4 separate regions of the Mus musculus genome follow, and regions 2, 3 and 4 are each linked to region 1. A link is a contact called in ENCODE Hi-C or POLR2A ChIA-PET data. All regions are on one chromosome and are shown on one strand. Each heading gives the region's core, a stretch centred on a gene start or an enhancer-like site at or near the end of the contact. The rest is flanking DNA. Distances are from core to core; before and after follow the strand shown. Region 1 holds the start of Sft2d2 (SFT2 domain containing 2). Region 2 holds the start of Tbx19 (T-box 19). Region 3 has its middle 28 kb from the start of Tbx19. Region 4 holds the start of Tiprl (TIP41, TOR signalling pathway regulator-like (S. cerevisiae)).

The links. A loop is a pair of places that touch in the nucleus more often than their neighbours do. ChIA-PET counts read pairs that join two places held with the same protein, here RNA polymerase II (POLR2A).
Region 2: a loop to region 1 is called in a map of v-Abl transformed pro-B cells, with 1.8 times the contacts of the local background. The contact joins the promoter of Tbx19 here to the promoter of Sft2d2 in region 1. A Hi-C loop is called at or near these places in 1 of 37 maps with a recorded cell type or tissue (v-Abl transformed pro-B cells). POLR2A ChIA-PET finds 5 or more read pairs at or near these places in 1 of 5 experiments (Patski).
Region 3: a loop to region 1 is called in a map of v-Abl transformed pro-B cells, with 2.0 times the contacts of the local background. The contact joins the enhancer-like site here to the promoter of Sft2d2 in region 1. A Hi-C loop is called at or near these places in 1 of 37 maps with a recorded cell type or tissue (v-Abl transformed pro-B cells). POLR2A ChIA-PET finds 5 or more read pairs at or near these places in 1 of 5 experiments (Patski).
Region 4: a map of heart shows a loop between it and region 1 (4-fold over the local background). The contact joins the promoter of Tiprl here to the promoter of Sft2d2 in region 1. A Hi-C loop is called at or near these places in 11 of 37 maps with a recorded cell type or tissue (T-helper 2 cell, adrenal gland, gastrocnemius and 3 more). POLR2A ChIA-PET finds 5 or more read pairs at or near these places in 3 of 5 experiments (Patski and embryonic stem cell).

Annotation. Positions count from the first base shown.
Region 1 is chr1:165,192,472-165,195,718 of GRCm38, forward strand. It overlaps Sft2d2 (SFT2 domain containing 2), which reads right to left and starts at 1,962. Exons shown (of 8, transcript NM_145512.4): 1 at 1,769-1,962. The coding sequence starts at 1,831.
Region 2 is chr1:165,159,330-165,162,416 of GRCm38, forward strand. It overlaps Tbx19 (T-box 19), which reads right to left and starts at 1,444. Exons shown (of 8, transcript NM_032005.4): 1 at 1,037-1,444. The coding sequence starts at 1,233.
Region 3 is chr1:165,130,885-165,134,039 of GRCm38, forward strand. No RefSeq gene overlaps it. Among named protein-coding and RNA genes, the nearest start is that of Tbx19, 28 kb to the right of the region's middle. Within about 2 kb of position 1,777, at least 1 of the 3 ENCODE cell types and tissues checked has a DNase peak (open chromatin) inside an H3K27ac peak, as active enhancers do.
Region 4 is chr1:165,235,240-165,238,286 of GRCm38, forward strand. Tiprl (TIP41, TOR signalling pathway regulator-like (S. cerevisiae)) reads right to left here and starts at 1,719. Exons shown (of 7, transcript NM_145513.4): 1 at 1,491-1,719. The coding sequence starts at 1,594.

The DNA of each region.
Region 1 (3,247 bases), core at 712-3,211:
TTCTCTGCGTAGCCTGGCTGTCCTGGAACTCACTTTGTAGACCAGGCTGGCCCCGAACTCAGAAATCCGAGAGTGCTGGGATTAAAGGCATGCACCACCACTGCCCCGCTGAGAATATTTTCAAACAAGAGTGAAGCCACAGTCTTTTTAAAATAGATGTAACATATGCCTAAGTGTAAGTGGAGATCAAAGCCCTTCCATTTAGGAAGGGGTGGGGGGACAACTAGGCAGTTTGTTTTCAAATGGCGCTACACTATTCACTCCCGAAGATGACCACCACCTCACTGTCAACACCGTACCCTCCGCCAGTCTCCTTTAAGACCCCAACTTTGTACAACAGCCTGTTCCTTCTACAGAGCTTATCTTTACATGACAGCGACGGTCAACTAAATCTTGGGGCTTTTTGTGGGGGGGAGGGAGCTTCTCATATGAAAGTTCACAAGAAGCCAGAAATTTTTTTTAAAAATGAAAAAATTAAAACATGAAAATCACTAATTTGAATTTTAACGATCATGCAGAGATTGGAAAGTTGCAGCTACTGAGCCTAATTGCAACTGCCCTTGGGTTATCTTTAGTCCCCAGGAAGCAGTTCTTTCTTGCCCACCTGTGTCTGATGTAACAGTGACTAACCTCCCGGAAACTGCTAGGGAAAAACACCTTGGAATTTATTATCTTAACAAGGTTTTCGAATGCTATCAGGCAGCCTCTGGGAGCCACAGCTGAGATTCCTCCACACTGCCCTAACTGCCTGCTTACCGCTTCCACTAATGCTTCTGAAAAGTACCTTAATTTGTTAATTTGTTCTGTTACTCTAAGAACTTATCAAACTGTTATCATGTTGGAACACTGAGTTTGCAGAAACCTGAATCTGTCCTGGGGCCATGGTCACTCGTATTTGGCTTCAAAATAATTTATTCTCTTTGAGATGCAGTTGTGTTTTGTTTTGTTTTTTTGCAAAGACAAAACTCAGAACAAAATCAACCACAGAAGTGAGCGCAGAATGTTGGGGAAACCACAAGAAAGTCAAGTAAACACTAAAGAGGAACTCCAATTTCCAAGGAAAAGGGGCTATTGCATCTCGTTCAACACCCTTCTTTCTCAGAAGGGGAAACCGGGGCTAAGGATACATCAAGTAAAACGTAATTCTGTCTTCAATCAAGAAAGGAAATGTAAACAAACTTCCAAAGCACCCAAAATATGACATTCTGAGTGGCTCTGGAGCACAGGACTTTTGTGGTCAAGTTTCAGAGCCATCAAAGCCCTACTAACAAAACAAACACACTGGCAGTCTCCGAGCGTGGTGAGAATCTATAGTTTAGAAAGTAGCCCTGGAGATTCGGAGACCTGGTAAGTCCCTGTTATCAGGCGTTCACGGAGTTTTACAATTACAAAGCAGAACGCATAAGGTCTGGCTCTCACACCCCACAACCTAAACTAGTCCGCGATCCGGCGGTGGATCCTTCCACGAAGGCCGCCGGCCTCGCCCAACTCCAAAGGGCTCTCTCTCCCTGGCCGGTCCGGCTGGGATGGGGCTCGGGGCCCGGATTCCAGGAGGCCCCGGGATCCACACTCCCACTCCACAGATTTCTGAGGTCTTGCTTCAGAGCCTCAAGCCCTTCGGAGGGAAGGTTGGAGAGGGTTCGGGAGCCACGCCTTCCACAAAGCTCGCGCTGCCACCTGTGGCTGTGTCCCGGCAGAGCTCGGCGCGGCGGGCCGGAGGACAGCAGGGCAGCTGTCCAAGAAATGCCAACTCCCCCGGTGCACGCACCTCGGACAGACCGCTGCGGTCCTCGGTGTCCTGGCCGCTCAGAACTTTCTTCAGCTTGTCCATGTCAGGGTCCCGACCGCCGCCTTTGGCGTTCGCTCCGCCTACCACTCTTCGGGGTGCGCAGCCGCCGCCCCTCCGCCCGCTGCCAACCACGGCGCGCCCCGCCCAGGCACCTGCCCACCTGCCCGCCCGGCATGCCCCGCGCCAGCCACGCCCCCTGAACGAGCTCCTTGGGGTCACCCGGGGCGGGGCCGAGAGAGTCGGGGTGAAGTCGGCCAGGCGATACCTAACCCGGAAGCTGGCTGCGCGCCCGGGCTTCACGGATTCGTTCCAGCGCCCAGCACCACCATGTGCCAGGGCCTGGAACAACGCAGGCCTTTCGCAAACTTACCCATGGATGCTGAAGTTAATCCGCTGGTGGTTGTACACCGCAGATCTATAAAAATATATATTTCCCACGTTAAGTAGAACAAATCAGTGTGCAACAGGCTGGAGCAGTACAACCCTGTGTATTCTTAAAAGCAGCAATTCCTACGTCATCCCTAGGGGAAATGGCTCGGGAGATATGACTTGGGCAACACCTGAACAGATGGCAAGTGGTGAGAAGAATCAATATTTTCGTGTTTGGTAAATGCTTTACTTCAATCAGTCTGCAGCACTACTGAGGCTATGAAGCAGAATCCATATGAAGTCATGGGCTCTTCCAGACAGGACAGAAATTTGCTCACCTTGCACACTGGTGGCCAGAGATATCTGGAACACCTATGTTAAGATTAAACTAGTTCAGAAAAGGCACTGAGACCAAGGTGTAGCTCAGTGAGAGAATGCTTGCCTAGCATATGCAAGGCTTTGGGTTCAGTTTCCACCACTGTCCCTGCTTCCCAAAAAAGGGAAAGGAGACCACAGAGGAACTTCAGAAACACCCCCTAGGTCACTTTACCTCCCACATATTTTCATGTGAGGTCTCCAGCGTCCTTCTTCACTTGTATAAAAACATAAAAACATAAGACCAGCTGCTGCTGCCTCTGCAGGGACTCCTCTTACCTGCCACATTTTCCAGTGAGTCCTTACACCTCTCTGTAAGACGTCAAACATCAGAGCACAGTGCAAAGGCTGTGTCCTGAAAGATCCACTCTAGCTCTGTCATTTGCCACTTAGGAGGCCTTGAGCTAGAAGCTCCTTAGCCTTTCTGGTCCCCAGCTGATTTCCTCTGTAGAGTGAGCACAATGGCTTCCAAACGTGACTGTGGAAAGCAAGCATGACTGTATAGACAGGTCTGGAGCAGAGGGGAATTTAAATAGCATTTAGTAGAAGCTGTCCTTGTTCTCTCCTAGCCTGATGGCTTTTCCAGCCACCTGTGGTGAGGTGATAGAACTGGCCCCCACAGGCTCATGTGTAAACACTTGGCCCATAGGGAATGGTACTACTAGGAGGTGTGGTCTTGTTGGAGTAGTTGTGGCCTTGTTAGAGGAAGTGTGT
Region 2 (3,087 bases), core at 194-2,693, 34 kb before region 1:
TTTATTGTCATGCAACAGCTCTCACGTTCATAATCCTCCCAGCTGTACAAGGGACAGCTCTCTTTCGTTGCTGTGTTTTATTCATAATTACAAAGCTAAGACACCAGAAATTGAAGGCTTTTTATCAACGACAAAAGTCAGCCTGAGGTTCAGCTAATTTCAACTTTTCTCTCTAAGCAAAATTTCTCTCAAGGTGTAAGAAAAAGAGTCTGGGCTCAACTAACACTACTGAAAATGTCCTTCGGGTACTTTGTGTCCATAGGTACCCAAAGATGTGTGAGCATGCAGTGGGAGTCTCTTTCAAAACATTTGCATCTCCTCTGCTAAGCTCAAGCTTTAAAGTTCCCTCAAAGGCGCCTAACAGGCTAAGCTTCACAGGATCTGAGAAATGCCAGCAGGGAGCGGTATGGACAATCCCCACTCTTTGCAGGGAGAATGAAAGAAGAAAACTTCTCTTTCCTAAAACTGGGCATTAGAGCTTCATTCCCTATTATACGCCAGCTTTCCTAACTATGTGAAACACACAATCGAAACTCATTCTCCCTCAACATGCACAAGGAAGCAGGCAGAGAGAGATAGGCCATGTGGCCCTTTCAATCCCAGTCTTCAACTAGTCAAAATCGTCTGACAGACAGGTGTGCTGTGCTTAAGAACAAACTATCCAGTTTCCAAATAAAGTCAACTTTCACATTATCTGAACAGGACTGAACACAGGTCTGCTCCAGGGGACACAGTCATTCAAAAATTAATACCAGTTTCTGACAGTTGAGTCCACTTCCCCAATGCATGGGGCATGCTCCCCTGCAAAATAATTCCCCATATAATACATGTAGGTAAGACAGGTGGCCTCCATCTTCCACTGCTCTGATTATCTCAAAGAAATTAAGTTGGCTGAGTGACGGCCAGCCGAGACTGTCTTTAAGATGTTCAGAGCCTGCTGCCTCTGAACGAAGAGTGGTAGCCTCTTTACTACCAAAGGTGTCTTACCTTCCTCGCCAAGCAAAGGCTAGCACAAGTGGGCTGCAGTCAAACTCACCTGCCGTTCTTGGTCACGATCATTTCATTAGTGACTTCCTTGAATCTCTGCCAGAGGGGAGCATCCTCCAGGATGATCTGAAGTTGCTTCTCTGTAGGGTCTCCCTTCTCCCTCCCTGCCTGGAGCTCACTTTCCACCACGTTAAGCAGGCGAGACACAGTGCCTTCGCCAGCCTTCTGTGTGGCCAGTTCACTCATGGCTGTAGACCCTTTCAAACTTTGCTGAGAGCCGTTCCCACTTTCTCTGCCTCCGGCTCCTTCCTTCCCTCACTTGCTGGCTTTTCGACCCCAGCTGGTCAGTGTCTGGGAGTAGAATAAGATGCCTTGGCTCTTGCTAAAGCTTCCAGTGTGACACCCCTGAAAGTCTCCAAATTATACCACCAACCTGTTAAGCTTCAGTTGGGGAGCAGGGAGGAGAGGGTGGGGGGAGGTGGAGAAGAAAAAGCGCTCTCTTAATTACTCACTGGATCAGGTGGGAGTCAGCCTGGCTTTCCCATTGGCCGCCCTGCCTACAGTAGACGTTTAAGAAGAGTACTCCATCCAAATTATCAGGCTTTTATCTTGTTGTACCTGAAGAGGTCTAATCGGTGTATTGAGGACCGTTTTCCCGTTAATTAAAATTATTCCAGGCCCGGACTGCAACAATCAGTCAAATCATGTCTGCGTATAAATTGTGGCATGTGGCACCTATAGAAAAGGAGGTGCTGGCAGGGGAGCCACAAACTTGCTGTCTGGGCAAGCTGTCCTGGCAGAGTAGTCAGCTGAACTCCCTCCACCCTGATCTAGCAACTTGAACAGACACAGAAGCCCTGCAGACAAGAGCAGTCTATGCTGAGGGTGAAGGGCTCTGTGCCAAGATACAAGACCTGAGAATAAAGGAAGTCTCTCTGCATGCTACACTCAAGAAACTGAAGTCAGGAGGAAAAGAACTACAGACCTCTTTCCCCTAGGGAGCTCCTCTGTCATCTCCCCACTGACTGTACCCACCCACATTCACACCCTTTTTACCTCTAAGGTCCTTTTCATTTTCAGCTTTGAACTTTGATCTTCCTCCCTCGAATCCAGACCCCTAGTCTCTCTTATCTCCAGTCCTAGTGAAAGGAAGGGGGAAAGTAATTTGTCCTGAACTATTCTAAGAAAAACTCTGCGCCTCCTGGGTGGGAATCAACGTTTTACATCATTGGACTGAGTGATGCTAATCGTTGGTCCAAAAAGGCTCCCAGTTCTCTTTTGGGACAGCCGTGGCCAACGCTGTCCTTCCGGATTGAGTCCCGCTATTCCCTGAGGATGTAATTAGTAGAAACGGTTACTTCTCCTAAAGACACAGCACAGGGTGGCTGGATGGGGAGGTAGAAACCATGAAGGAGACCATCAAAACAGCTGGAACACCCCAACCCTAGGAGAGCCTAGGGTGCTGGTTTATCTTGTTATAAAAGAAAACAAGAATGTCAGAGCAATGGGGAAATAAAAGCAGAAAACTTAGGGGGAGTCTGAATGTGGAGGATGCCAAACATGAACTGAGTACCTACTAAGCACTCCACAGAAGTGATAGAAGAGAAGCGATATCTTCGTAGAACGACCCATCTGACAGGGGAAAGAAGTGACATGAAGTAGTTTGGTTATCAGCCACGGTAAGAAAATAAAGATCATGCAAAAGGACGAAGTGGTGGAGGAAGCCATGCAAGGTGAGGCGGGGCTGGGGTGGGGAGGGTCCTGATTAGATGCTGTGCTGTAGAAAGGCGATTTGAGAAGGCATCTCAACAGTGACGGAAAGGACACAGAGAAAGTTGAGTATCCAGAAGAGGGGACCCAGTAGTCATGGCTAGGACCAGGCAGGGACCTGCTAGAGGGCAGAGTAGTAGGACTCACTGCTCAAGGGGGAAATGTGGGCAGCACTGAACTGGGTATGAGGGAACCAATGTCTAGCATGATGAATTAGTCCACTTACTGAGGCAAAGAAGCTGAGGGGGATGGGGACTCAAGCAGAGCCACACTTTATTTGGAAATTGATGTTGCAATTCTATACATATTTATAATTTTAAAACGTGGTAG
Region 3 (3,155 bases), core at 527-3,026, 62 kb before region 1:
ATTCAAAATTGGAAAAAATTAAGAGCCATGTTACGTCATGGACCCAAAATTAGTTACTACTGGGGTTGTGACCAGGTGCAATCAATTTAGGAAACATTGTAACAACAGGTATAGGGGTTAAGGGGCACACACTGAAGGCCGGCTTCTACCCTGAAGTCTCCAGCCTGTGGACACTCACAGGCATTCGCAGCAGACAGCGCAAGGATATTCGCTTCCAGCAGCCATTTGTAACAGAAAACAAGTGGAGCTCAACTCTTTCCAGATGGGTAAAGATAAATATGCTAAGGTTTATCCACAGAACGGAAAGCTTCCTAAAGAAGAATTCTAAAATAATTAAAATTGTGAGGAACAAACACCCTGTCCCACTCCTAACAATTAGCAAAGGAGACTCCAAGTAGTAAGAGCAACCTTGCAAGGTCAGGTGCCATCCACGGTGATCAGTCACATGAATGTGGTGAGCTCAGGAGGGGACAACCTTTCACGTCATCTGCCACTTATATGTATGTGGGTGTATTTTGGCTCTTTATGACCTGTTTAGTTTAAATCTGTTTAAGAGTGTTAAAACACTGCACAGGACATGGGACAAGTTGGGCTGCTGAGATTTTTTTTTTACTATGATTAAATATTAGCTTATTAGGTGAGGGCAGCTAGAGTCCTTAGCAAGGAACAATGTTTTATGCTCAATGTATTTGGACCTAGGCTGACTTAAGCCATTCTTATTTTGAAAATTGACACTCATTTTTTATTTTTTATTTTTTTACAAAATGATAGTTATATTGAGGTCTATAAACATGTATGCTATTTTAAAGTATCCGTTGAAGGAGCTGGAGACATGGCTTAGTACTTAGAAGGTCCTCACATAGAGGACCAGAGTTTGGCTGCCAGCATCTGTATCCAGTATCTCACAACCACCTGTAACTCCAGCTCCAGAGAATATGATGCCCTCTTCTGGCATCCATGGGCATCTCCCTACATCTACAACCCACACATGACAACTTCACATATATGCACCATTGAATTGATTTTTTAAAAAATTAAAGAGGAGGAAGAGAGGAGGAGAGAACTGGAAATGACCAAAGATTTTTGTCATCCTTCCAAAATAATGAGTTCTCCTTTCATAGCTTCATTGATGTTGGACATACACAAACACACAGAAACACACACACACACACACACACACACACACACACACACAAGCTTGCCTACTTTCTGGGCCAGAAGCAAAGGACTTCCTTGTCAGCCTAGGCAGCTCATAGCCCATATTCTCATTAGTTCTCCTGCCTTCAAAATCCCATAAGGGTGTTGCAGAGCGTACCAGGTAAATGCTATATCCGCAGTGGGTTTATGTCACAGCTGAGGGGCCTCTTAATCACGCACGCATGTGCATGGGTGCACTCGTGTATAGTGTGTGTGTGTGTGTGTGTGTGTGTGTGTGTGTGTGTATGCGCGCCCGTGTGTGTCAACGTTCAGCATAAAGCCCAGCACCCTTTTGGAAGGCCAGGCCTTACTGGATAAGCTCCAGTGCTGTAACTTGCATGACTCAGCAAATCTAAATTTTGATCCGTTATGCGACATCTCATCCTTTGTGGGTCATGCTGTAAGCCTGGGGTTTTACAGCTTGACAAAAAGACATTCTTAAGGACACAGGTAAATGTTCCTAGGGCTCAGGGTGCAAACAAGGGTTTGGGGGTGCTTCCAATAAAACTGAGATAAACATACAGGGTTGACTGCAATACAACAGCTGCAGTGGCTGAGTCTGTCTCCTTCCAAAAACAAGTGTGTTGAGCAATAGCCCCACCTACAGACGGCTTCTGGAACTGCAGCAGTAAGAACATGGCTTCTGGTAGCTTTCTACTCCTTTTCCTCTCCTCTACTTTTCTGGTTTGTTTTCTTTTGGTTTTCCAGACAGGGTTTCTCTGTGTAGCCCTGACTCCTAGAACTCGCTCTGTAAACCAGGCTGGCCTCGAACTCACAGAAATCCTCCTGCCTCTGCCTCCTGTGTGCTGGGACTAAAGGTGTGCTCCACCACCTCTAGAAAGACAAGTATTATCTTGTTCACCACCACCCTGGAGGCTGGCTCACCAAACAGTGACCTCACGTGGCACTGGCCTCCCCATCCAAAGTCTCATCAGGACAAATGCAAAGCTTTTCTCCCACTTAAACCCTTTAAAGTTCTTAAAGCGCTCTGAATGTTTTGCCGGCAATACAGTTTTTGCTAAGTGACAAGAGTACATTTTTATAATCTATCCCAAGATCAATCACCTCTTTTCTACTTATAATTAATATTTGCAAGCTTCACTAAGCAGGCTCTGAGATCACATTTCCATTAATAATCTAAATTATAAAGAATTCAAATCCCATAGTCTACGGTTCCAGGAAATTCAGTTTTTTACCAGAACCTGCCCCAAAGGGATTCTAGGAGACAGTTTTTTCCTGCCATGTAAGTCCTTCCTGGAACCAGCCATCTGCCACCAGGTCCCTTATATCTGCAACCCCTGAGGCTCTGCTCAGACGGCCATCTCTCTGCTTCCTCTAACAAGTGTATTCCCAGGAGCCGGCCCTTTGCTTTATTAGAGTATCCCTAGAGACCCGAGTTGACATGGTGAGAAGCTAAGGGAAGTACCTCCAGAGTCATGTGACCGCCCCTGCTTGGGTCCCCTCCCAATACAGCAATGACACCGAGTTGTGTGCAGGGATGTGTAACTGTCATCAGAGACCTGAGTCTAGCTTCCTAGTAGCTGTATGGCTTCAGGAAGCCCAGCTTTCTGAATCTCCCTCCTCATCTGTACAATGGAGAGTGAGCTGGCAGCTTCTAGGCCACAAAAGAACTTACACACCAATATTCAAAAAGCGGCATCAGACCAGATGCTCACTAACCAAGTAAACGATAGTATGAACACAGTGCAAGTTTATAGGACCGAATATCGTCTGCACAGAAAGGAACAGGCATGCTGCAGTGCCCTGCATCAATGAACTGGGATGCTGGTGTGTCCTGCATCAGGGGATGCTGGTGTGTCCTATATCAATGAACATGCATGTTGGTGTGTCCAGCATCAATGAACCTCTAAGGTTATACACTGAGTAAAAGAAGCTACCCAGGAAAGTCACCAAAGTCACATGAATTCGTGTCCATGAAGCATCCAGGATGGGGAAGT
Region 4 (3,047 bases), core at 469-2,968, 43 kb after region 1:
AGCAAATATGAAATAATAAAGGTAGCTCCAGGGCTTTTAACAGGTTTTGTGAAATTTAGTAGTCATGCACAATAGTGCAGCTACATGAAAAGCAGCTCCGTTATGGTAGGCTGCTTCAAATGCTCTGTCTTTCAGCTCTATCACTGGTAGTATCTATTTGCTAAAGGCAAAACATAACATTAGAAATGAGGTGTTTGGGCCTTGTTTAAGATTTAGAGGATCCAGCCCCCTCTCCCACGACACCCCCTAACCAGGCCCACATGCAATGCAGCAAAACACTCATACAACAAAAACAATTCTATTAGAAACATATTCTGAATTAATAACATTTGAAACAACTTATGTTTCAAAAAGGATTCTTTTACATATGTAAATTTTAAACAACAACAACAACAACAAAAGGTCCTGAAGAGCCTCCCTTTTTCTTTCTTTCCATCAACTGCCTACCAAACTTAAGCACTGAATCTCAGCTTCTGTCATCTCTTTCCTGCTTACTGGCCTCCTCTCCAGCATTCCAGCCCTCCATCTTCTACAACACCTCCAAGAAACCTTCCAGACACAACCACGATGCATGTAGATATTGAGTAAAACTACACCTGATGACTACTATATAAAATTCAAACTTCTTAGCAAGACAGAGAACTCTCCAATGACGAGGGAGGCAACACTCTGCCAGGGCGCCCCCCCCCCAAACTTTGTCAGGATACAGTTATAGGCATCCCCAAACACCTCAGATCTCAGTCTGAGTGCTGGCTTTACCCGGCCATCCAGTCTCCAGACTTGATCAAGATTCTGCCCAGGTGCACTGACCCTCGCGCGAACACACTAACGCGCACACACACCTGTATACATCTTCATCCTAACCAACCACACAATAATATAACGGTCTCTCGTGAAACTATGAATTCCTTGGGCCTTTCTCTTTCATCTGTCCTATCTCAAGTGCTTATCACAGCACCTGATTTGCTAAAAGAAGGAAAGAAAAAAAAAAAAAAACCTGAAATCTTCATCCTAAACAGTCACACAGTAACGTCACACGGTCTCACGTCCTCTGAAGTCTGTGGTACTCAATGGTTCATGTTCAGAACCTCAAGAGCACACCACAGAACCAAAGAAGCTCAAAACTAAACATAAATACCATTTCCGTCATTGCCCGCAAGGGAACAGGTCATCGCGCCCAGAAAGGTTGCGCAGGCTTAGGTAGGAAAAAAAGGAGCGGCGAGGTTTAGGTGAAGTCCACCAAAACAGCCGCGCTCAGTTCAACCCTGAGAAGCTACAGTTCCAGCAAGCAGAGGTCGCCGCGAGCAGGGAACAGGACCATTTACTGAAGTTGTCAATCAACGGTCGGTCAGAGGGACCGAGCCTGCGGCCCCAAGTACCGCGTGAGGCTGCACCGAGACCGTCAGACCCCCAGCCCGGACACCAACCGGACCTGGCCCGGCTCGGCTCGGCTCGGCTCGGCTCGGCCCGGCCCCGCCCCACAGCCTCACTTTTCCACATCCGCAGACTTCATGATGTGGGTCTTGGACGCCGTCAGCTTCCAAGGCCCGAAGGAGAAGTCCTGGTGGCTGCTCTGAAAGCCGTGGATCATCATGGCAGAAGCGGAGCCGCAGGGTTACTCGGAGCAAGCGCCTGCGGCAGCGGTCGCACGATGGCCCTCTCTGCAGCGCGGCTCCTGGGCGCGTCCGTTACCATCTCGGCCCCGCCCCCTGCCGCCGCGCCGTAGGCCCGCCCTTCCGCCGTCTCTTCCGCCCCTCCTGGTTTTACTTCCGGGACCACTAGCTCAGGGTGACACACGTCTTACGTGGAGACGCTGAGGGGCGGGACTTGAGCGCGGGGGTGTCGCTCTGGCGCGCCGCCCTGAAGTCTCCGGGTGACGTCACCCCAGAGTGAATGTGGGAATTTGTCTTTCTGGATCCAGAGCCCCGTGCTTCACTGCCTTACCTCCTCCTTACAGACCGCTCCAAGCAGTGTCATCACCTCTTGTGCTTATGAGTCGTGGTGAAGAGGACATGCCCAATGTCCCTATCGCTCAGGAAGCCCAGCACCAACAGCGACTTTGGAGCCAATGACAAATAGTAGCTCCTCCACCTTGAATCCCAGTGGAAGAGCCCCACTTTCTTACCGTGCAAACCGCCGACGCCCTGTGTTTGATTCTTTGTACCACGAAAGAAACGTCAAATTATCCTTATGATATTTTAAGACTTTTCTACCCGCACACAGGTGTAGTGGAAACGACGCTGAAAGCCCGGTGCTCCGTCCATGCTTGCAGTGCAACTGTGTGTATCTTTGGGTAAAACACAACTGATTCTTTTCGGCCCCAGCTGCCTCAAAATGAGATGGTTTAATGTTTGAGCATCTCAAAACTGTTCACCATCTCAATTCCAACACCCCCTCTCTTATTCACTCAGTGTTTGTTTCATCGACGCTGGAACCGCTAAGCAGCGTTGTTGCATGATTTCTGCTTCAATTCCTACCTTGTCTACCAGAAGGTGTTAAGCCAAGTAAACCTTTTCCTCCTCAGGTATTTTCTGTTTGTGTGTCTGTCCCAGGAACCCATCATCAATTTCCCCTGCCCAAGGTGTCTGGATTAATTCATTCCGTTGGCATCCTATCCTTGGTTCCTACATAGTTACTCTATTTCCATTGCCTACGGAAAGTAGGGCGTCTCAGCTTCCGCAGAGGATAAAGATGTTCATCCCGAATAGTGGAGGATTGTCTACCATCACTGACCTCCAGAGGTTGGCCCCTGACGCACTTCCCAAGGAGGCTGGGGTCCTTTCACTGACGTTACATTGTAAACCTCACATCATCTAGATCTGCTAGAAGACCTAATAAGGAGGTAAATGAGCAAATTACATGCAACGAAATCCATCCTCTTTTCTTTCTGAAAGAGTTCCATACAGCCAGCCTAGGCTAGCCTTCAATTCACTATTGTAGCTAAGGAGGACCTTGAATTCCTGATTGTTCTGCTTCTTCCCAAGTGCCGTGTGTGTGTGTGTGTGTGTGTGTGTGTGTGTGTGTTTTTCACCAAGCCTCCAACATTC